Regions from separate parts of the Homo sapiens genome. Here regions 1 and 3 are each linked to region 2. The links are chromatin loops, found by intact Hi-C in ENCODE. Cell type or tissue: heart left ventricle. All regions are shown on one strand.

What was found. A loop is a pair of places that touch in the nucleus more often than their neighbours do. Peaks named below come from ENCODE experiments on the same cell type or tissue, not always from the same donor. Only the 100,000 strongest peaks of a DNase experiment are listed, where the experiment ranks them.
Region 1: it touches region 2 in a loop (2.3-fold over the local background); 20 of 110 quality-filtered maps call a loop at or near these places.
Region 3: it touches region 2 in a loop (3-fold over the local background); 9 of 110 quality-filtered maps call a loop at or near these places.

The regions. Positions count from the first base shown.
Region 1 is chr18:50,780,937-50,788,936 of GRCh38, reverse strand. No RefSeq gene overlaps it. Among named protein-coding and RNA genes, the nearest start is that of MRO, 35 kb to the left of the region's middle. In heart left ventricle, a CTCF peak has its summit at 3,989 (motif pointing right); no DNase peak of the experiment used is centred here.
Region 2 is chr18:50,654,272-50,662,271 of GRCh38, reverse strand. The region is part of intron 1 of MAPK4 (mitogen-activated protein kinase 4); the gene reads right to left. Among named protein-coding and RNA genes, the nearest start is that of MAPK4, 98 kb to the right of the region's middle. In heart left ventricle, a CTCF peak has its summit at 3,011; a DNase peak (open chromatin) is centred at 6,929; H3K27ac peaks cover 7,053 bases.
Region 3 is chr18:50,724,744-50,732,743 of GRCh38, reverse strand. MAPK4 (mitogen-activated protein kinase 4) reads right to left here. Exons shown (of 6, transcript NM_002747.4): 5 at 6,569-6,782; 6 at 918-3,586. The coding sequence ends at 2,890. Among named protein-coding and RNA genes, the nearest start is that of MRO, 91 kb to the left of the region's middle. In heart left ventricle, no CTCF peak of the experiment used is centred here; DNase peaks (open chromatin) are centred at 4,412 and 7,757; H3K27ac peaks cover 3,312 bases.

The DNA of each region.
Region 1 (8,000 bases), 130 kb before region 2:
TTTTAAATTATGTTTGTGGCTTGCATTATATTCCTTTTCACACAGTGCTGCCCTAGTGTATGTTTGAAAAGCCAGGCAAGCTACTCCAGAGGCTGAGGCACAAGAATCTTTCGAACCCGGGATGTGGAGGTTGCAGTGAGCAGACATCGTGCCACTGCACTCCAGCCTGGGTGACCGAGGGAGACTCCACCTCAAAATAAATAAATAAATAAATAAATAAATAAATAGCCAGGCAGCTGGGGAGAGATTTTGAGCAGGGATCCTGAGAAAGCACATTTTTTTTACGATGCTTACTGGCTCCCTCCAAGAATAAGGGTGGCTTTGATGGGGGGTTTGGTGGGCGTGAGCTACTGCAGTAGTCTCCTGTCCTGTAACGTGAGGTGTGGGGTGAGCAAGGAGGGAGGAGGTAAAAGAGAAAGCTAAGTCATTGGCAGAGGCCGAAATTCCTGCCCCTGGATGGGACAGTCACAGCCCTGACGCATGGTGGGCCTCATCAACTGGGGGCGGGGGCTGGTAGTGCAAGAAAATGCCTGAAAGCTCAACTAATCTGTCCCTCTGCCCCTGGGAAAATATCAGCTAAGTCATTTTGGCACCTGTGGGGATAGAACCAGGCTGGGGCACTGTGCCCCTGCCACCAGCTCTGTGACCTTGTGCAGGGTGCTCTTCTTCCCTGGGCTTCATTTTGCTGATCTTAAATTGAGGGAGATGAATCTGTTCAAAGACCCCACCCCTCCGACTGTGCATGCATCATTGTGTCACCTCTCACAAAGTTGAACACTTAACCTCCAGGCTGAGGGGACCCATCACCCTAGTTTGCCCAGGACTGAGGGTTTTCCTGGGTCACAGGACTTTCAGTAATAAACTGGGACAGTCCTGGGCAAACTGGGACAAGGCCAGTGGCAGAGCTGGGACTAGAAACCAAGGAGTTACCGAATGGTGTGTGTGGGAACGGGGCGGTGGGGGGACTGAACAGGAGGGGACTGGTGGGGGAGCTGAAGAACGGAACGCTCCTCTTTCTTCTTCCCGCAGCCGCCCGTGGAGCAGCAGCTGTTTCTAGAATGACTGATGGGTGCAGGAATGGGGAGAGAATATATAGGTGAGGGTTTTTGGCAATGCACTTACGTGCCTCTCCTAGCCCTCAGCTGCTGTATGGAGCCCACTAGGCCTATATGGTCGAGGGTAAGGTCCTTAATGGATCTGCTTCTGCCCACTCATTCAGTGTGAGGTTACCAGAAACAGGCTGTCCCTTCCTGTACCTCCCTCTCTAAGTAGAATCATTCTAGAACCAAGACTATCACAGGCGAGTGTGAAAATAGTCATTATTACTACTTTTATTTTTATTTTATTTTGTTTTTTTGAGATGAAATCTTGTTCTGTCACCCAGGCAGGAGTGCAGTGGCCTGATCTCGGCTCACTGCAACCTCCGCCTCCTGGGTTCAAGTGGATCTCCTGTCTCAGACTCCTGAGTAGCTGGGATTACAGGCGCCTGCCACCACGCCCAGCTAATTTTTGTATTTTTAGTAAAGACCAGGTTTCATAATGTTGGCCAGGCTGGTCTGGAGCTCCCGACCTTCAGTGATCCACTCATCTCGGCCTCCCAAAATGCTGGGATTATAGGCGTGAGGCACCGCATCGGGCCTATTACTATTTTTAAAATTAGGAACTTCTTCTCTTTTGATTAGCAATTATTTTTTATTCTGTTTCCTCAGTACTTGGTGGGGACAGCGCCCCATGTGCATCAATCACTGCAGCTGAGTAAAAGGCTGCACTTACAGTTCCTAGCATCGAAAGCCAGAGCTTTATCCAGGACACGGCTTCCTAGGGGCTTCTCTGCAGTGCAGGCCAGGCTGGTTGCTTAGGAATCCCTCAGAGTGGTGGTTAAAACTGCACATTCCTGAAAATTCTGAATGAGTAGGTCAGAGGTGGGACAAGGGAGTCTATAAGGGTGAGCTTTGAAAAGCTCCTGGTGAGTTTGGTGCACAGCCTGCTTTGGGAGTGAGCAGTGGTTCACAGTCCAGGCTGCACCTTAGAATCACCTAAAAAGCCAATGCCCAAGCTGCCCCACAGACCTATAAAATCAGACTTTTGGCCAGGCACAGTGGTTCACGCCTGTAATCCCAGCACTTTGGGAGGCCGAGGCAGGCAGATTGCCTGAGCTCAGGAGTTTACGACCAGCCTGGGCAACACGGTGAAACCCCATCTCTACTAAAATATAAAAAATTAGCTGGGTGTGGCGGCGTGTTCCTGTAGTCCCAGCTACTCAGGAGGCTGAGGCAGGAGAATTGCTTGAACCCGGGAGGTGGAGGTTGCAGTGAGCCGAGATTGCGCCACTGTACTCCAGCCTAGGCAGCCTAGGTGACAGAGCGAGACTCCATCTCAAAAAAAAAAAAAAAAAAAATCAGACTTTCTAGAGGTAAGATCTGGGTATCAATATTTTTAGAAAAGCTCCCCAAGAGCTTTAAAAATCTATCAAAGTGTATTGATGAAGACATTATGCTAAAAGCAATAAAACAGAAACTAAAGGACAAATACTGTATGATGCCACTTAAACGAGATTCCTAGAGTAGTCAAATTCATAAAGATGGAAAATAGAATGGTGGTTTCCAGGACTGGGGGGAGGGTGGATGGGGAGTTATTGTTTAATAGGTACAGAGTTTCACTTTGGGAAGATGAAACAGTTCTGGAGATGGGTGGTGTTGATATTTACACAGCAATGTGAGTGTGCTTGTGTTAGTTTGTTCTCATGCTGCTATAAAGAAATACCTGACTAGGTAATTTATAAAGAAAAGAGGTTTAACTGGCTCACAGTTCCACAGGCTCTACAGGAAGCATGACTGGGAAGGCCTCAGGAAACTTCCTATCATGGCAGAAAGCGATGGGGAATCAGGCACATCTTACAAGGCTAGGGCAGGAGGAAAAGAGAGTCAGGTGTGGGGGGATGCGCTACACACTTTTAAACAACCAGATCTCATAATAACTCACTCACTATCACAAGAACAGCACTAAAGAAGAAATCTGCCCCCATGATTCAATCACCTCCCACCAGACCCCACCTCCAACATTGGGGATTACTCAAGATTTGCGCGGGGACACACACCCAAACCATATCAGTCCTCAATGCCACTGAACTGTACACTTAAAAACAGTTAAAATGGTAAATTTTATGTATGTATATTTTACCACAATCAAAAAGGGGGTGTTGACTAAAGTGTGCCTTTGTCTTCCTAGTCCCTTAGTTCTCCCCAGAAAAATCATATTACCCAGTTTCACATTACCTAGTTTCTTCATTATCCTTCCAGACATATTCTATGCACTTATAAGCACATTGGAATATAGGTATTTTTTTTCACATCGATGTGGAAACATTACACGTTTACATGATGCTTTTTTTTTTTTTTTGATGGAGTCTCACTGTCACCCAGGCTGAAGTGTAATGGCACGATCTCAGCTCACTGCAACCTCTGCCTCCCAGGTTCAAGTGATTCTCCTGCTTCAGCCTCCCAGGTAGGTGTGCACCACCATGCCCAGCTAATTTTTGTATTTTTAGTGGAGACAAGGTTTCACCATGTTGGCCAGGCTGGTCTTGAACTCCTGACCTCAAGTGATCCACTGCCTCTACCTCCCAAAGTGCTGGGATTACAGGTGTGAGCCACCACGCCTGGTCTACATGCTGCCTTTTTAATTTTTAAAAACTTATTTATATTATTAATTAATTTGAGACAGAATCTCGTTCTGTTACCCAGGCTGGAGTTCAGTGGTTTGATCATGGCTCTCTATAGCCTCCACCTCCTGGGCTCAAGCCACTCTCCCGCCTCAGCCTCCTGAGTAACTGAGAAAGAATTTGTAGAGGGGTGAGTGGGGAGTGGAGGGCCAGCTGCCTTCACAGCCCCGGTACCTTGGCTGCCAAACATCTCCAGCCCTGGGTTCTGCACTCACAGCAGTGGTGGCCACCTCAGTCAGAGGGGGGGACACCAAAGCTGCTCAGTGACCAGAGGAGGGCGACAACATCCCTGCTTTTCACCCTCTAAGAGCCATTCTTTCAACAGACAGGTTTAGACTCTCCAGACCACACTTGGAATTCTCACACCAAGGAAGGCTTTGTTCTGTTGCAGGGGAAGGAGAGGGAACCACTCTTCATAGCAAAGGCTTGCAATTTCTTTTCATTCATATCTCCAGCCTTTAAATGGGTATTTGTTGAAGCCTTTTGATGTGCTTTGTGCTAATCGCCTAAGGATTACACTGCCTTGTCCTATGGGAGCAGTAGCCTCTGCCCTCCTGTATCTCTGGCCACAGGTATCTTTCTACTGCTGAGGTGCCCCAGCCCAGTCCACTCACCTTGGCTTGGGCTGCTCCAAGGGAAGCACTTCTCCTTGCTTTCCTGGGCTGGCTAATTTCCCCTCACTGTTTCAGAATCCATGCCATGCCCCTTCTGTGTGTGTGTGTGTGTGTGTGTGTGTGTGTGTGTGTGTGTGTTTGGAGGAGGGGTGTGTACAATTCACATAATATAACATTAATCATGTAACCATTTAAAAGCGTACAATTCAGGCTAGGATGAAATGTACACTGATTATGGGCTCATACCTGTAATCCCAGCACTTTGGGAGGCCGAGGCTGGCGGATCACTTGAGGTCAGGAGTTTGAGACCAGCCTGGTCAACATGGTGAAACCTCATCCCTACTGAAAATACAAAAATTAGCCAGGCATGGTGGCGCACACCTGTGATCTCAGCTACATGAACTGCTTGAACCTGGGAGGCAGAGGTTGCAAGCGAGCTGAGATCATGCCACTGCACTCCAGCCTGGGCAAAAGAGCAAGACTGTCTAAAAAAAAAAAGTGTACAATTCAATGACATTAGTACATTCATAATTTTGTGCAGCCTTTACTACTATGTAGTTCTGGAACATTTTTATTACTTCCAAAGGAAATTCTGTACCCTTTATTCAGTCACTCCCCTTTTCCCCTTCCCCCTAGTCCCTAGCAATCACTAATCTGCTTTCTGTCTCTATGGGTTCACCTGTCCTGGACATTTCTTATAAATGGAGTCATACAATATATGGCCTTCTTTGTGTCTGACTTCTTTTGCTGAACATGTTTTTAAGGTTCATCCACACTGTAGCATGCATCAGTACCTCATTCCTTTTTATGCTGGACAATATTTCTGTGCATGGATTTACCACATTTTGTTTCTCCATCCACCTGTTGATGAACACTAGTTAGATCGTTTTCACCTTTGGCTGCTGTGATAAAGCTGCTATGAACATCAGTATACATGTATCTGTTTGAGTCCCTGCTTTCAAGTCTTTTGGGTGTATATCTAGGAGTAGAATTGCCAGGTCATATCGTAAGTCGATGTTGAACCACCAAACTGTTTTCCACAGTGGTTCACCATTTTTCATTCCTGCCAGCAATGTACAAGGGTTCCAACTTCTCCACGTCCTCACAAACACGTATGTTCCATTAAAAAAATTATGTCCATTCTAGTCAGTGTGAGGCGGTATTTAATTATGATTTTGATTTGCATTTTCCTAATGACTAATGATATTGAGCATCCTTTTATGTGCTTGTTGGCTGTTTGTATATCTTCTTTAGAAAAATATCTATTCAAGTCCTTTTCTCATTTAAACTATTGGGTTGTCTTTTTGTTATTGAATTGTAAGAGTGCCTTATACATTCCCAATACTAGACTTTTATCAGATATACGATTTTTAAATATTTTCTCCCATTCTGTGGTCTGTCTTTTCACTTTCATTATAGTATCTTTTGATGCAACAAAATTTTTCATTTTTGTTTTTGTGAGACAAAATCTGGCTTTATCACCCAGGCTAGAGTGCAATGGCATGATCTCGGCTGTCTGCAACCTCCGCCTCCCGGGCTCAAGCCATCCTCCCGCCTCAGTCTCCCAAGTAGCTAGGACTGTAGGCATACACCACCATGCCTGGCTAATTTTTGGATTTTTTTTTGTTTTTTTTGTAGAGATGAGGTCTAATAAAAGCCAACTAGATCTTTCAAACTCAATTGGTGGAAATTTGGTTCTTTGATAATCTGAACTTTATTAAGAAAATAAATTTCTCACTGTTTCTTACTTTTTTGTTGTTGTTGTTGAGACCGTCTTGCTCTGTCGCCCAGGCTGGAGAGCAGTGGCGCGATCTCGGCTCACTGCAACCTCTGCCTCCCAGGTTCAAGCGATTCTCCTGCCTCAGCCTCCTGAGTAGCTGGGGTTACAGGCACGCGCCACCACACTTAGCTAATTTTTGTATTTTTAGTAGAGATGGGGTTTCACCATGTTGGTCTGGCTGGTCTCGAATTCCTGACCTCATGATCCGCCAGCCTTAGCCTCCAAAAGTGCTGGGATTACAGTTGTGAGCCACCATGCCCAGCCTGTTTCTTACTTTTAATTGGTCTTTGTTTGCCTCTCAATTCTTAAGCCTCCTCTCCCCCAGTAACATTTCCCCCACCCCATGACAGCCACCCACTTTCATTGGTATTTCCTTTACCTTATCACCAATAACTCCACTTTCCATAATCATAGTTTCAGAAACCCCAGGCTCCAACCACCACCTCATATGTCATCAGGGAATTGCAAATTAAAAAAATAAGGTATCACTACACACCTATTAGGATGGCTGAAATCCAAAACACTGACAACACCAAATGCTGGTGAAGATGTGGAGCCACAGGAACTCTTCTTCACTGTTGGTGACAATGCGAAATAGTGCAGCTACTTTGGAGGACAATTTAGCAGTTTCTTATATAGCTAACATAGTTTTACCATATGACCCAGCAATCACACACCTAGGTATTTACCCAAATGAGTTGACAACTTAGGCCTACACAAAAACCTTAACACAAATATTTATGGCAGCTTTATTCATAATTGCCAAAATTTAGAAACAACCAAAATATCCCTAATATATATGAATGGATAAACAAACTACAGTACACCATGCAATGAAATATTATTTAGTAATTTAAAAATGAGCTGTGATGCCATGAAAAGATATGGAGGAATCTTAAATGCATATTGCTAAGTGGAAGAAGCCAATCTGAACCCACATACTATATTATTATGGAAAAGTCAAAACTATGGAGACAGGAAGATCAGTGGTTGCCGGGGGCTAGCAAAGACAGAAAAAGAGGTAAACTTGTAGAGTACAAAGAATTTTTAGGGCAGTGAAGCTGTTCTGTATGTTACAGTAATGACGGATAGATGACATTATACATTTGTCAAAACCACAGAACTCTACAAACAAGTGTGAACCCTAATGTAAACTGTGGAGTTTAACTAATAATAGTGTATCAATATTAGTTCATCAACTGTAACGGATGTATCACACCAATGCAAGATATTAATAATAGGGGAACTGTAAGGGGAAAGAAGGAAGTGAATGGGAATTCTCTGTATTTTTTGCTCAATTCTTCTGTAAACATAAAACTCTTTAAAAAAAATTTAAACCTCTTCAGCCAAAAAAAAAAAAAAAGAGAGAGAGAAAGTACTTTTTCTGTGCCATTGTTCCCTTTTGCTGTCTTTGAATGTTGTTTACTTGAAACTATAATGTTGAGAACTGCTGTATCTATCCCATCTTGCAACTATGAAGGCACAAAGTGGAGAACAAAATCCAGCACCTTGAGGTGAGCAGAATTAAACAAAACAAAACAACAGTAAAATTGTTTTTAAAGACGTTGAAGGTTTGGATTAACTGTCCCTGAAACTGTCCTATCTCCAGACTTCTTTTTGTAAGAAAATAGATTTCTCAGCAAGCATGGTGGCTCATACCTGTAATCCCAACACTTTGAGAGGCCGAGGCGGATGGATCACCTGAGGTCAGGAGTTTGAGACCAGCCTGACAAATATGGTGAAACCCCGTCTAATACTAAAAATACAAAAATTAGCCAGGTGTGGTGGCAGGCACCTGTAGTCCCAGCTACTTGGGAAGCTGAGGCAGGAGAATCACATGAAACCAGGAGGCAGAGGTTGCAGTGAGCTGAGATCATGCCACTGC
Region 2 (8,000 bases):
AAGTAAGGTAATATCATAGCGTCTAAGAGACTGGCAGGTTTTCTAAGTTCATAAAGACCACAGACACACAAAGAAAGAAGACTGTATCCAACACAAAGGCATGAACTTGGCAGACTGCTGCTTTATTCTCATATCGCAGGGCCTCCTATAGAGACACTTTGCTATCTGAACTTCGCACAACTCTGCAAAGATAAATGAAGCAAAAACGATAGTCAACTCAATGCTCTGAAATTAAGGGGGCAAATTAGGGGACACAGATGATCTGAAATAGTAAACAATCAGATCGCCTGTAAAGACTTCTAATGAAGGAAATTTGCCAAGGGTCTAGAACATAGTAATTGCTTAACAGATGTTACCTATTGTTGCTGTTTAGTTAAACATTCCCTTACATTTGAATAAGATGTACTCAAGATTCTGATAATTTGTCAGATCTTCGGTAATTCTGTTCTGCATGTTTTTACTGGGTCCAGGAACAAAACAACCATAGACTTACAGAATTTCAGATTGGGAAGAAATCTAAGAAAACAAGGCCCGTGGTCCTTATCTGGAGATGGTACTGCCCTCCTCACCTTATTTGACTGGGAGTCATTACTGGTATTTAATGGGTAGGGCCGGATTTGCTAACCATTCTACCGAGCATTCCCACCTCCATGCCCAAATGCCCAGAGCACATCCACTGACATCCACCCCTCCACCCCTGAATGCCAACAGCACTTCCACTGAGAAACATCGATTCTGATTCCAGTTCTAACTTTACAGGTGAGGATACCAAGGCTTGGAGAGCACCAGCTTAGTGCTTTCAGCATACATAGGGTCAATATCCATCTGATGAATGGATAAATGAATACCATTCACTCTGTTTGAGGATGCCCAGCCACTAAGAGACAGTGCTGGGAGCACCCAGTGAACCAGATTCTATGGCCTGTGCTAGCGAAGTTGGCCTGGATACCTAACTCAGGGGAATCAAAGAGCCTCCACAGCTCTCCATTCTCTCCCTCCTTGACTCCTGCTGCCCAAGTCATGTAATGGCAACTACACTGAAGCTTCTCTTTCTCCCCACAAGCCTGGTCTGACTCCCAAGGGCATAGCAAAAAGAGGCAATTGCATATCATTATTTTTTTTAGGAAGAGACATGCTTAAGCCTTCTTCCTTTCCAGCTTCTGCTGGGTTGTAAACAGAGAGAGGAATGAGCACCTAAGCAGAGGGGATGACATCACAAGCAAGCTGAATGCAGGATTTGCTTGAGATCAGCTGCAATGCAGATAATCAGCGAATAATTAAGAGGTGCTTTATTTATTTTTAAAACTCTTTCCCTCTCATGCATGGGAGGGACTGTATCCCGTGTGTGTGTCTCTTTTTCAGTGGTCTTCCCAATATGCTGTCAGCTTAGGGGCCAGGTACGATGTCAACGTGGCAAGCCTCAATTCCAGCCACTCCACCTTTCTTGTGGGCTGCTAAATAGACTCTTTGCTGCCTGGCTTTTTTGCTTGTATCTTCCCAGTTCCTGAAATATTCTCCTGCTTCCCCACCACCCCCATTTGTTGAAATCCTATCATTCAGAATCCAAAGTCTCACTTCTTTCCTAAAGCATCCATCCTGGTTCTCAATGACATGTCTCCCTTTTCTAAACTCCTGTGGCACTCATGTGTACGCTGTGTTTGGCATTTACCATACATTAGCCTGGGCTGTTATTTAACTTTTTGTACATGTCCATCTCCCAACTAGACTGTAAGCTTCACAAGTAGCTTACAGGGCACAAAGTAGAGCATAGAAAATATCCGTTGACTGGAAGGAGCTGAGTACCGTTCATTATGTCTACACAGTGGTGATGCCCACGTTTCCTAGGTGGTCACTGTCCCTTGTGATACTTGCCATGGAAATTGTTCAAAGGGCGCATCTCACAACAAGCCCTAACCATTCAGACCAACTAATATTTCTGAACTTCAATCCTCTTAGTAACATATTCTGCTTAGATGCTGCCTCTCTTAGAGTTTCAGTGCTCTAATCAGGCAGCCTCTTGTCTGACCATTTCTCTGTTCCCATTTGAGTTTATTATTATGCCTCTCTTCTCAAGCCTCTTCATTTTCTGTTTCTTTCTTTCCTGTTTCTTTACAGAGCAATTCTTTCCAATTCCTCTGTAATTTGCATTGTAAGCCCTTTGCCTTTCTCCCTAGGTGGGCTGATTACAAGGCATCCACCGCCTAAGAAGTCTAAGGTTAGTGGTCCATTTCTTGCATGATATGCTGAGAGGTGTGGGCCCACTGGCCCTGGGGAGGAGCAGACTGGCATCTGGATGTGTCCACCTGGGCAGGGGAGTGGTTATGGCAGCTCTTGGTGTGGTGCAGCTTCTCAGGGCAAAGCCCAACCATTCTCAGCTCAAAGGTGGTGGTTCAGAGCTGCTCCGAATCACAGGTGTGATTTCAAACCCAGGGAGGTGGCATTCACTGTCTGAGATGGAAAGGTCACTCGTTCAATCGTGCTTGAATGACACCCAGCAAGAGGAATGCATGGAACTCTCACAAGAGCAGCCAAGGTCCCCACGATTCCATGGCTGGGCATCGTAATAAAACACAGGAATAGAAAGTTCTACCCTCAGGACTCTGAACAATGGAGTTTCAGCTCTCAACTGCTTTCTCACTGACTCTCAGGTAACAGCTTAGTTGAGGCCAATTAATTATTCTCTCACTCATCCAGCCTTTTAACATGCGGAGGCAAACCAGAGATGAGATGGCGTGTGCCAACTGTCCCTTTCTGGGATTCCTGGGGCTTTGGTTTACAAATCAGCTTTGGAAAGTCTAAATTTAGACTTACCTCCCCATCTGCTCAGATCCTCCCGAACCTCATGCTTTCGACTTTCCACAGGAACTATCTCCCCAGCAAGGTGCTGACATTTCACAGACACTGCTTTCTTCCCCTCTCCTGAACACTCTGAAACTTACAGGAAGCCCTTCTCCCGAGGAGCCGCTATTTCCAGCTGAGCATGCTATGCACTGCACAGTTCTAGGTGGCACCATTCACATCGCAGTCAGTCTGACTCCAAGGCTCATGATCCTAATGAGTCACTGTGGTCTATGTGAATGGAGTCCTCTAGACCAGGCATTGGCAAACTTTTTCTATAACGAGCCAGATAACAAATATTTCCATGTTTGTAGGACATACAGCCTCTGTTGAAACCACTCAACACAACTTAATTCTGCCTTTATAGCACAAAAGCAGCCACAGACAATATACCTGAACAAATGAGCATGGCTGCATTTCAGTAAAACTTTATTTACAAAAATAGGTGCTGGGCCAGATTAGGCTTGTGGGCTGTAGTTCGTGGACCTCTGCTCTAGACTCCGTGGGAACATCCTCTAGCTCATTCACAAGCAGGTCCTGAAGTGTGTTGGGACCCGGCCCTTTTCTGGCTCCTCCTGCACTGCACTGTCTCCTTCCTCTTGGACTCAGTCTTCCTGTTGCCCCTCAAGGCGACACTATCCCAGGCCTGGCCTCCTAGGGAGCTACCTAGGAGGTGAGGCTTGGTTCAGCTCATATGCAAATTTGATGCCCTCAGGGCCCAGCTCTCCAAAAGCTACCTAATCTGGCCTAAAGTCCCTTCTAGTTCTGCAATTCTGTGGTATGGCTGATGTGCCTTGCTCCGCAACCCCACTTGCATCTTAACAGAAGCCTGCTGGAGAGATGGTAAAGAGGACATGATGAAGATGGTGGAACTGCATGTCCTGAGGGTTTACCAGAGGCCAACGGCTTCACCTGATTATTTCAGTTGGGTCTTACAACACCCCTGTGAGGTTGATATCGTCCTCCATGGAGCTCCAAGAGGGAAGTGATTTTCCCAGAGTCACCCTCTGGCAGGTGAAGAATCTGGGATGTCAACTCAGGTTGGTCCAAGTCCAACACTCACGCTCTAATCGCCATAGTATGATCTCAGCCCCAGCGAGTGACTCTTACCACAAACCATCTAGGCTCAGTGTGAGTTTTCAGGCCCAGTGAGGGAAAAATGTGGGGTAGGCACACCTTGTGGTATGTCTCAAATTAAAGCAAGAGGCAGCCACCTTTTCAGCCTTTGTTCAACCCAGTATGGAGGCCACAGTAAGCCCATTCTATGGAAAGAGAAACCAAGAAATAGAATGTTGAAATAATATTAAAAGTGGAGTAAAAAACCCTTGATTTTAAACAACCACACCCCCACCTTCCATCATGTTCTTGACCTTTAACTGTGAACCTCAGCCATGCTAGAGCCTGTGGCACAGGGACTGGGCATCCTTGGGACGAGCTGGCTGACTTGCAGGCATCCTGACTAGCACGGCCTGTAGCTGACACTGACTGTGGCCACCTACCCAGGAAACGTTCCTGCTTCCTCCTCACGAACAAACCAGGTCTGGTTCGGCCATCAGGCAGCTGAGCCTACCCAGGAATGACTCCCAGTGGGTCTAAACCAGGGTTTCTCAGCCTCAGCACTGTCAACATCTTGAGCCAAGTGATCCTTAGCAGTGGGACTATCCTGTGCACGGCTGAATGTTCAGCAGCATCCCTTGCCTCGGCCTCCTAGATGCCAGTCACACCCCCAAGCTGTGACATCTGAAAGTGTCTCCAAACACTGACAACTGTCACCTGTCGGGGAGGCACAAAATCACCTCTGGTTGAAAATCACTGGTCTCAATCAGCAGTTTTCAACAGGGTTGGTGTTGGCATTTGAGCTGGGTGCCTCGGACTCAAGGTCAAGCTGTTGGCCAGGGCTGCAGTCATCTCAAGGCTCAAATAGGGAGGAAGATCGGCTTCCAAGCTCACTCAGGTGATTACACAATGACTCCGGCCTCAGCTTCTGCAGTTCTCTCTGTTTTATGGGATTGTACCATATACTATTGCTGGAAGTTTAACAACTCTGATCCCAACCCACTAAATGCCAATAGCGCTCCCTGGTCCCTGGGTCAGACTCACATTTCCCGGAGTCCCAGGAGGTGATGTCATCTCCCAAACCCATCCCTGTTGAGGACCATGAATCTAAACCAACTGTGGTAATACAATTCCCTCTTGGCAGTGATTGCTTTAGGGGTGGTCATATGATCCTGTTCTGGTCAACAAGCCTAAGGGAAAGCCTGCTGGGGAGTCCTAAGGGAAAAGGTTTCCTTCCCAAGCAAGAAGAAATCCTACTTCCTGTTTGTGGATGCGGTTGTAGAGGAAGTGGTGTTGGTGCTGCAGCAGCTGTCTTGAGGCCACGTGGGGAGGTGGCAGAGGAGTGTGGGACCTTGCTGGCATCGCTGAGGAGCTGAGCCACGCCTGCAACTACCCACCTCCAGCTTTCTTGCCAAGAGAGACTGTTAAGCCCTACTGCTGTTTAAGACATTTTTGCTTTGGACTTTTACATTTTTTTTTACTTGAGGCTGAGATGATCTGACAGTAACTTGCTCAGCACACGGTTGGTCTAAATGGAAAGTGAGAAGAGGTAGGACACATGGCTTCTGACCTCAAGAAGCTTATATTCATATTGGGGGAGTGGAACTACAACAATAATTATGGAAACAATGCAGGAACATTCAGGGGCCAACTGTGTGATTCCTACTATAAGCGTAGCAGGAAGCAGGGTGAGTCCCATCAGTCAGAGAGGCTCTTGGAGGATGTGGAAGGCAGCTTCCCAGATGCCCCAGTGATCCTGGTTTTCAGGCCTTGTGTCATCCCCTCCCCTTAAGTGGGTGCTGGACTCACTGACTCATTTCTAAAGAATAGAATTTGGCAAAAAGAATGGGATGCCACTTCTGAGATCATGTTATAAAGAGCCTGTAGCTTCCATCTGAGGTAATCACTCTCTCCTGTTCGCTTTTGGGGAAGCTGCTGCTCCTTCTTGAGGCAGCCCTATGGGGGGATCCCTGTGAGTTCTCAGAAATGGACCTGCTGGCCACCGTGTGAGTGAGCTTGGAAGCAACCCTTCCCTGAGTTGAGCCCTGAGTGGACTACAGCCCCGCCAACAGCTTGATGGACATCCCAGGACACCTCGAGTCAGAGGCACCAACTAAACCATGCCCAGATTCTTGACTCTCAGGAGCTGCGTGGTAATAAATGTTGTTTTTAAGCCAATAAATGTTGGGACATTTGTTATACAGCGATAGCTAACTAATGGAGAGGAAGGACTTGGAGATCTGCAGTTCTTGACTTTCTAAAATAGAGAAGAGGCCTTGAAAAGCCCTCCTTGAGTCTGGGGTCCTGGGTCTCACCTGGCATGGATCTCATTAGATTCCAGAGTCAGATAGAATTCTGGGGAGGAGGGGAACCTTACCTGTCTGTTTTCACTGATGTAACCCAGGGTCCAGGGCAGTGTCTGGCATATAGAGAGGGATTCAATAAATAAATATCAGTGGACACAGGAATGGCTCCATGTTTGCAGTAAGATTTTGGTTATGACACAGTACAACCCACATGGAAAGATAAATTTAAAAAGCATCCCTGAGGCCCAGAAAAGAAAGTTTTTTAAATCCCTCCAGAGTGAGTAGGGGCTAAAAGCAGGGGTTCAAGGGAGGAGGCCACACAGGCCCCCAAAAGCATAATGACCAGAGGTGTTTCCTCACCGAGTTAAGAACTGCTGTGTAACTGCTGATCTTTACCATTGAGACTCAGCCGGGTCTCACTCTCAGCGGCGGCAGGGGGACCCCCAGGAATTAGGAGAAACAACTCTCCCTGGCTTTCCGGCTTTTGAAATTAAGCGCTGCTCCCTCCACCCCAGAGGAGTGCAGGCTGCAGTGGTTCGTGTGGAGTGACCTGTGCATGCTCAGGAACTCATTTTCCTTTGCAGAAACCCTGATATATGGGCAGATGGCTGCTCCTAATGGTGCCGCCCATGATGCCAACCTTGGGCTACAGTCCCTATGCCTGTTCCTCTCTCATGCCCAGCACCACTCCCAGCCCAGGACCTGGGATGACCCTTCACAAACACCAGCCAGCAGGACACCAACCGACCCGAGCCAAAAGCCCAGCTTAGTCTAAAATAAATACATCTCAAGCAGAGGAACCACTGACAGGCTCTGCTGCCCATGATGGGCCTCAGGTGAGCCTTCTCCCCCTGGGACGTGTGAGCCTGTGGTGACTGCAAACATCTTAAGGTCCCTGGGAGGCAGTGATGCCACCCACCCTGGGTTGTGTTTCCCTCAATACGGTTTTCTAAAGAACACGCCTGTGGGGACACTGCTGAGAAAGAAACAGGAGGGGACCCTGTTATCTTCACCTCCCTGAGGTGGGGTGGTTAGAGGAAAGAATTGAGGGAGGGAAGAGAAGTTTGCAGAAGGAACATCAGATGCTGGGTGGGGAGTTCCCTCCTCCCCAAAGAGCAAACTCCAGGAGCGTTCAGGCTTTGCTCTGTTTTCCTTTTGAAAATTACGTAACCAGCCAGGGAGAACAAAGCCTTCCCATGCCTCTCAGCGATACTAAAATAGCACGGAGAGAAATTCCGGCTGCCTCGTCGGAACTCCAGCACCACATCAGCAAAGCTGGGGAAGGGGAGCATCTGGGTCCCTGCGTGGGAAGTCTGGGAGCCGGTGGCCACGGGCATAGCACCAGCTGCACAAAGGCCCCTGCCCAGGCTGAAGGCTGAGTCCAGCTTCTGGTCCACAAGTGTGCCAGGGGGCATGTGTAGCAGGTGTGTAAATCCTTCTGATTTTAAACGACTCCTGCAACCTTTGACCCTTGTAGATTCAAGGGGAAACTTCTCTTTTTAAAGGAAGGAGATCTGAGATAGCAGAAGATGGTGGCCTCTTTCAAAATCTAAATCAGTGCAATTATGACTTCAGTGGCTAAATAAGGTGAGGCCCTATTTGGGGCTTGCTTTGTTTGGGCTGTGTTCTGAAGGGAAGTGATCCCAGCCGGATCTGAGCTTCTCAGAGGAGAGGCAGAGCCTGCATCTTTAATTCTCCCACACTGGCTTCAGTACTTATTGAATGGTGCCTGCAGGCCACTGTGCCTTCCCTGAATTGGGAGATAACTCTGTGAGCCCACATTTAATAAGCCATCATGGG
Region 3 (8,000 bases), 70 kb before region 2:
ATGAATAAGCGTAGTTTTGTTCCAATACAACCACTTGGCCTGGAGGCCATAGTTTGCTGATCCCTATGTTATTCACATAGGGTAGACCTAGGACCCCTCCTAACAGAAGTTTTCATCTTAGAATCAGAGGTGGCTGGATGAGATTGTGAACTATTACCTTTGAGGTGCCCTCTTTCCTCCTTTTTCGGTCCTCCTTCCTCTTTGGTGCTGTTTGCTGTTTGTGCTTCTCAATTCCCTCTCTCCACACTCCATTTCCTACATTCTAGCAGCCCAGGCCTCACATTGGGCTTCAAGTCTTCTTCAATATAAAATTTCAACCAGGTGTGTGGCCTGGCTCTGGCCTCCCTTCACCTGCATCCACTCAGCATGGCCACGCTCAGCAGACACTTTGGAAATAATCTGATAATTGGCTTAATAGGCTGCTCCTCTTGGCTCAGGTGCATTTCAACAGTAGAAAGTTCTTTTAGCCAAAAGACCTGTATTGTTTAAGGGTCAACTGTATTTGTTGAATTACAAATGAAGACTAACAGTTTAATATTACAAAGGGGTCGACTTCAGATGGATGGGATCTCAGGCATCTGTGAGGGGTAGCACGGGTGGGTATTTTTAGGTAGTTGGTTCCCCCCAATCTCATGATGTTGGCACCTTTTGTGACTAGAGGAGAGAACCAGCCCTGGTCAGAAGTTTTGGTGTTAGCGCCAAGATATAGTTTGAAATTCACAATATGGACACCAGGTCTCACCAGATGATTCTGGAATCACCTCCTGATTACCAATCTCTGTAGATTGTCCCCTCCCGAGTCCTTCCCCCACCCCCAAATACAGTGGCCTTCATGGGCACAGGGAGAAGCCAGCTAGGCTCTTAGCACTCTCAAAGACAGGATCAGATAATACATAAATGAATAATACATAAATAAATCTGTGTTCCAATAAAACTTTATTTGGCCTGACCTGATCAAGTTTAATAATGTTTAATAAATTTTTTAAAAACATTAGTAGTTATAACAATTCCTCTGTAATAACAGTTATATATGAACTCCTGGTCAAGGCCAGCAGCTTGTTCCTTTACCAAAAAAGTAAAGCCGCCCTCTGAGGACAAAATGGCACATGAGGAGTGGTGTACATTTCTTTTTCTTAAAGAAAAAACAAAACCCAAACACTTCCTATTTACATATTTTCCATTTAAAAGTTGGTCAGTGTGATTAATTCTGTTTTTAAATATAAGTTTCTAATGTGTTGCAGGTTTCAACGTACAAATTATAGTTTGCTGATTAGATTTAAGGTGCTGTGATGTGAGGGTGAACGCAGCCCAAGACCAACTGGTGGAATCCTCTACCTGGAAACTGGCTGGACTTCCTGTGGGTATCTTTGGGAGTGTTGGGGGAAGAGAAGGAGCTGAACACCAGTGGCAGAAATGGTAGAATGTTCCTGGGGACCAGATAGGGGCTGTCAGTGTCCCCACCCCACGCTTCTGCAGAGGGCCTGTGTCTACACACCATTACCCCATGCTCTGTGGGTGAGCACACAGGTTTGCATGCACCAAACTCACCTTAGCCTACACTATGAGGGGCATTGCTGCTTTGAGTCCCTTCCTTTGTCATGAGGTCTCCATGCTGGTGCCTGACCCCTAAGAGCCCTTGCTGTTGACACCTCTCTTTTCATATCTTCCTACCTTTCTGGATTCCTTGCCCCCAAGGTCACGACGTGCTCTCCAACACATCTCTGTAGGGTCTGCTGTTTGTCAAGGCTAAATGGATGATCAAACTCAGGAAAGTATTGATGAAGGATGTTGGGTCCCATGTGAAACCTTCTCTCCTAACACATTTGCTCTATGGCAGGACCTCACTGCTGTCCTCCAAATGAGCAGTTCATGTAGAGAACATTAGGTCCCGAGGTAGGTCTGGAGAGGCGCTGTGGTTAGGTGGGGGGGCCGGGTGTGGGGTGAAGGGGGAGTGCTGGCAGGGAGGTTGGAGGGATTCTTGGAATTGGTGCCTTCAACCTCACTGGGGTAGGACGCCCAGTGGGGAAAGAGGGCTGTGTCTTTGCGTGTCAGGAAAGTGCATAGGGAGTGCTGAGGGGGTGTGTGCACAGGCCTGGGAGAAGGGCTGATTTTACCCACAGACCCCAGGCTGTTCTGACCTGAAACGAAGATTTCCGACCATGCAGGGGTGAGGCAAATACAGGGGTGCGACAGATGAGAACATTTAAGTACTTGGGGAGCCAGGAAAGTATGCTTGGTGACTAGGAGAAACAAACTGGTTCAGTTTCCAGTTTCAGAATACAAGAAACATTGCTCTGAATAAAAGAACATCGAATGGTAATGGACAGGGAAGAAACATCTCAGACCAAGTTTCTAACAAAAAGCCAGAACGACCCCAGTAGAGGAAGACATTCTATGGTGGACAGACCCTGGCCTGGGGGCCAGGAGACTGGGATTTCAAGCTCGTCCTCACACTAAGCCTGTGATCTTAAGCGAGTGTCTCTGCCTCTCTGGGCCTAATTGCCTTTCCTCAGCTGTCAGTTGAGGCTAGTTGGGCCAGATGGTTTCGGAGCTACCTCTGCAAGATTTCTCGGCATCCTGCCACCCAGGTGGGGCCCGCAGACTGCTGTCTAAAGCCGTTTCTTCCCTGTGCACCACATGTGGTCTCCCCTTTGCTAGGAAAGTGATCAACCCCTAAGCCAGGGTCCTGTTCAAACCCGCTCCCACAGGTTAAAGGCTAGTTATTAAGGCAGTTTAAGAAATGGACATTCCTCTCGCTCCTCGGATCCTTCACGTGTTCTGCCAACCCCAAGGCAGCAGAGAGGGGCGGGAAGGGCGGCCGCCTCCTGCCAGCCCCGGCTTTCTCTGGGGGTCTCCTGCTCTGTGGGGCCTGGAGCGGCCCCTCCGCCCTCACCACCTTTCTTTGGAGAAGGCCTCGGTCTGCACGAGGTCGCCAGGGTGCTCGGGGATGCACGCACCATTGAGGTCGCCCAGTTTATTGTCCGGCAGGTCCTCGGGCTTGGTGCAGAGCTTCAGGGCGCGGGAGATGAACACGTCCAGGTCGAACTGGGGGCTGGCGCCGCCGTCCACCGGGGCCGGGCGGCCGGGGGGCGAGGCAGACAAGCGGCGCTCGGGGTCGTCGGCGGGCGGGCTGGCGTGCTCTGGGCCGCCCTGCGTGCTCTTGACCCACTGCGCGATCTCCAGGAAGAGGCTGGCCGGCTCGTCCTCGCGCGCCCCCGTGTCCGCCAGCCCCGTGGCCGTGGGGGGCGCGCCGGCCGCCTGCTTCCAGTGCGACAGGTCCAGGATGAGCTTGGGCTCCGAGTAGTGGTGCGGCTTGTTGTCGCGCCACAGCAGCTTGTCCAGGTAGGACGGCGACCCCACCTTGTAGTCGCAGGAGCGCCCGTAGTCGGCCTCGAAGGCGCGCTCCATGGACGAGTGCGACTGCTCTAGGAAGCGCTCGGAGCTGCTGTGCGAGTCCTTGCGCGGGTCCACCTGCACGTCCTCAGCCAGTGGCGCCGAACCCGCGCGCGGGTCGCGCTGTACCTCGCTGGCGTCCTGGCACCGGTCAGGCCGCCACTCCAGGTCCGACGACAGGCTCACAGGGTACCTGCAAGGGTACAAACAGAGCGGTGATTGGATGCCCAAGCCAGGTAGCTTCCGGGAGGGAGCCAAGCCCTCTAATCCCTGTTTGCCACTCACACACCTGCCTTCGACCCCCATCCCTCAAGGTGGGAGGGTGATGGACAGGTAATGGCGAGCCTTGGGGGCTCAGCTGGGGACATGGATTGTTCGGCTTAACTCTTGTGTTCTTTTGTACGCATTCGAAACCCTGCAGATATTTCCTGCGCACCTACCATGTGCCAGCACTCACTGTTCCAGACATTACTGAATACAGCAGTGAACAAAACAAACGTCCCTGTCCTCGTGAAACTTTCTAGGGGATCCACCTGTGCAATGCTTCTCAAAAGCTGATAGATGCACGAATCACCTGCGGGTCTTGCTAAAATGCAGATGTTGATTCTGTAGATCTGAGATGGGGCCTGAGATTCTAACAAGCTCCCAGCTGCTCTGATGCTGCTGGGCATTGGACCCACATTTTGAGGAGCAAGGCTCCAGTGAGTGCTTCTCAACCCTGGATCAGATTAGAGTCACATAGGGGAATTAAAAATAAAATAGCATGTCTGCCTCACTGCTTCCCCCCACCAATTCTGACTGAGTAGGTCTAGGGTGGGGACCTGATTAAGCATGTTTTGAAGATCCCCCAGGTGATTCTAAGTACAGCCAGGGCTGAGAACCCCTGCCCTGGTGGATCTGCTTGGGGGCCCCATAGCACCTTGCATTGACGCAGGGCAGGTGGGACCTACAGAAAGATTACAGACACCCTCCAGAGAAGCTGAAGATCTTTGGCATTCTGCCCCGTTCGACTGCTCTGCAGCCATGGAGAGTGAAGTCAGCTAGCCAAGAGCAAATGAAGGGCAGATGGGCAGACAGGCAGGCCATCAGCTCTGGCGGAGCCCTCCCTTCCTTGTGCGGGTGCTCTACCTAGAACCCTGGGGTTGTGGGGCAGGCAGGAGCACAGAGGACATCAGCCTGCAGCCAGCTACTCCCTGAGCAGGCCCAACAGATAGACCAAGGAGAGGCAGATTCGGCTGTGTGGGATAGACCTGGCAGCTGTAGCCCACAGAGTGTGACTGGAGAGGCACAGGAAGGCCTCAGCACTGCCCGCCTCCCAGTGACGCTGCTAGGGCAGGAATTGCTCCTACAGCTGAACCCTGCCTCCTTGATTGAGTGGCCTTGGGCAGAAATTTCCAGGAGGAAGAGTGTGTGAAGACGCTGACCCTTGGCTGCTCTATTCCAAGTGCCAAACATACATTATCTGTAGTCTTCATAGCAACCCTGTGGACTTTGTGTTATCACCCCCGCTTTACAGTTGGGAAACTAGCATTCCAAGAGGGTAAGGAGCTTGCCCACAGCAAGAAGGTCCTTTGTCATCCTCTTCCCTTGGGCAGGTGTGATGGCAAAGGTTGGGAGCACAGGTGAGGTGCACCAGGTTTAGGGGTGGTCAGGGTGGACAGGCAGCAACAAATCCTGTGACAGTTTTTCCTGGCACAACCCTATGCCACAGTCGCAGAAAGTATAGGATGACTCTCCCTGAGCCAATGTTCTTTGCCTCCAGGCTCTCTGGAGGAAGGGGAAGCTGCCGCAGGAACCACAGTCAAGGGCAGGGCTGCCCCAGGGGTGGCAGAAGACAGAGTCTTCATTAATCTCTATTTGTTGGCAATGCTTGAAAACAACAATTGACAACAACAAGCCAGCAAACCTGTCCAAAAATAGCAGCGTCGCCCTGGCCCTCCCTCAGTGCCTCCTTAATCTGAAACCCATCATCTGTCAAATGACTAAAAAGGAGAAATTGCTCATCTGTCACTTATGTAACTAGCTGTCACATTCCCCCGGCAGTGGGACTCCCAGTTAGGCCCCCTCGGAGTCCTAGCTGCTTGAGCCCTCGACTGCTGTTTCTAAACTGAGCAGCTACCAGCACTCCCTCCCAGAATTAGCAGATGGTGATGCCCAAATGTTTAGCTGCCTGATCTAAGAACGTCAGAACAGGAAAAGATCTAAGAGATCATTACGTGCCTAGGCAGAAATTGTTTAAAAATACATCTTCTACCCAACGCTGATTCATTGGTAGTGGCTTCCAGGGACACCTGTTGAGGATTCTGTAGCCAAGCCCAGTTTAGCAGGAAATGGTCCTATAATTGCTTAGCAGCGTCTGACATGGATGCAGATTGCAGAGAGGCCCATCAGGGGTGTGACATGATGCCAGTCTCTTAACCTTGCAGCTGAAGCTTCCTTGTGTGTCAATGGGCAATAATAATGTAGCCCCCGTTAATGGCATTTTTTTTTTTTTGACAGGGTCTCACTCTGCAACCTCAAACTTCTGGGCTCAAGGGATTCCCCAGCCTCAGCCTTCCCAGTGTCTGGGACTACAGCCGTGTGCCACCATGCCTGGCTAATTAAAAAAAAAAATTTGTAGAGATGGGGTCTTGCTTTGTTTCCCAGGCTGGTCTGGAACTCCTGGCCTCAAGCTATCCTCCCACCTTGGCCTCCTAAAGTGCTGGGATTACAGATATGAGCCACCGAACCTGGTTTTTAATGGCATTTTTAAGAGTTACCAACATGAAACATGAGATAGCGTTTTGTAATGGTAATCTCTGCTTTGTTTTTTTGCCTCGCCTTGTTGCAGTTTACTTTTCAAGGGCAAGTTCCCAGGCTGCTAGAAGTGAGCTCCTACCATGGTGTTCACTAAATCCTTGCGGAGCACTGTATTGAACCCCATGTTCAGTAGAGTCATGGTGAGGGAAGCTGGGGGTGTTGCACAAAGGAAGGCCTCTGACCCACACATGCAACTCACACTGGTCATTTACTGGTAGTGTCTGGGCACAAGAGAAAGGCAGGAAGCTAAGCTGGAGAAGTCGTCCAATGAGCTATGCAACTTGGGAGACAGAGGGGAAGGTCACGGAGGATTAGAGGCAAAATAGAGATGGGAGGACAGGGAAATGTGGGCTCTGGAACCCAGGGCTGCGAGCACCTGGAACTGCACGTGTCCCAGTTGGACAGCTGGCTCTGGTTAGCGGCCATCAGCACGATGTCGTCGATCTCATCCTCAATGCGGAAGGGGTGTTGTGAGGTGGGCTCGTCCTCAGGGCACGAGTATGGGCTCATGTAGGGGTGTTGCAGCCCCATCTCAGCTGTTAGGCGATCCATGGGGTTAAAGGTCAGGATCTTCTCCAGAAAGTCGATGGCTGCAGGGAGCAAAGCCGGACATGAAGGTCATTTGTTGCCCTTGTTGAGCTCAGAAGGAGATTCCTCAGCACGGTGACATTCTGTGCTGGTGTCTGTGCTTCTGCATTTGTTAAAAGGTTTTTAGCCATTTTCTTTCTCAAGACCCTTGTCACAATCCAGTGACAAAGGCAAAGCAGATGCTGCCTTCTAGATTTTGTAAATGAATTAAACAGACTCAGAGGATCAAGTGACTTGCTCAAGGTCCAGCCTCAGCCTGGGTTTCTCCAGAGACAGAACCAGAGACAAGGCTTAGGGTTGTAGGTAGTTTATGTGGTGGGGGATCCCAGCAAGCACAGGTGGGGGAGTGAGGGGGAACCAGAACAAGGCACACTCATGACAGGTTACTCCTGTGGGCATCTGGGATCCTCCAGAGACAGTGTGGGCCACACTCAGAGGTGGTTCCCCTTGCGGGGCAGGGAAGCTGGGATATTTATATACCAACTTCCCTTTGTCATGGCTTAAGGGGCTGCTGGAATGGGACGGAGGAGCCTGCTCCTGAGGAAGCCCTGAGGCTGGAGTGCCAGGTGCAGCAGTAAAAAGCCTTAGTGAGAAAGGGGAATGCTGCAGTCGAGGGGTGGGACAGGGTCTCCACAGCCCAGAGCTCCTGGGTCCGAATCCAGAGCTCTTCCTACCATATGCTGCCCCTGGAAGTTCAACAAAGGCAGACAGCCTTGATGGATGGATAGATATTACAGATACTGAACAACCAGGCTGAATTCCCCTGCTCTGCCAAGCAGTAGTCCTTTCATGTCTGGATCAAGGGGGAGTTCTGGGCAGTGGGAACCTGGGGAAGGGAAGGGACACTCAGAAGCCTTGTGCGAGAGGCTGTTTGCTAACCAGCATGAATGTATGCCAAAATTCAGCAGATAGCAGCTCTGCACACAGGCACTGGTGGCCCTTCCCTTGAGCAGGGGTGGGTGCCCTGGGAGCTCTGCTCTTGGAGCTCTGCCCTGGGTTATCTCAGCGCAAGGACTAGCCTAGAAGTTTGGATTCCTTCTCAGCACTGGCATCTCTGGAGGTCCGCTTAAATCATGACTTGGCTCCTCATGTTACAGCCCACATGGAGAGGGAGAAATGGAGCTGAGCTCAAGGCCCAGGCTGCCCATCCCTCCGAGGAGCTCCCTCGTGGGCCTCAGCCTGCACCATTAACCTGCCCCTCACACCAGCCCTGTATCTCT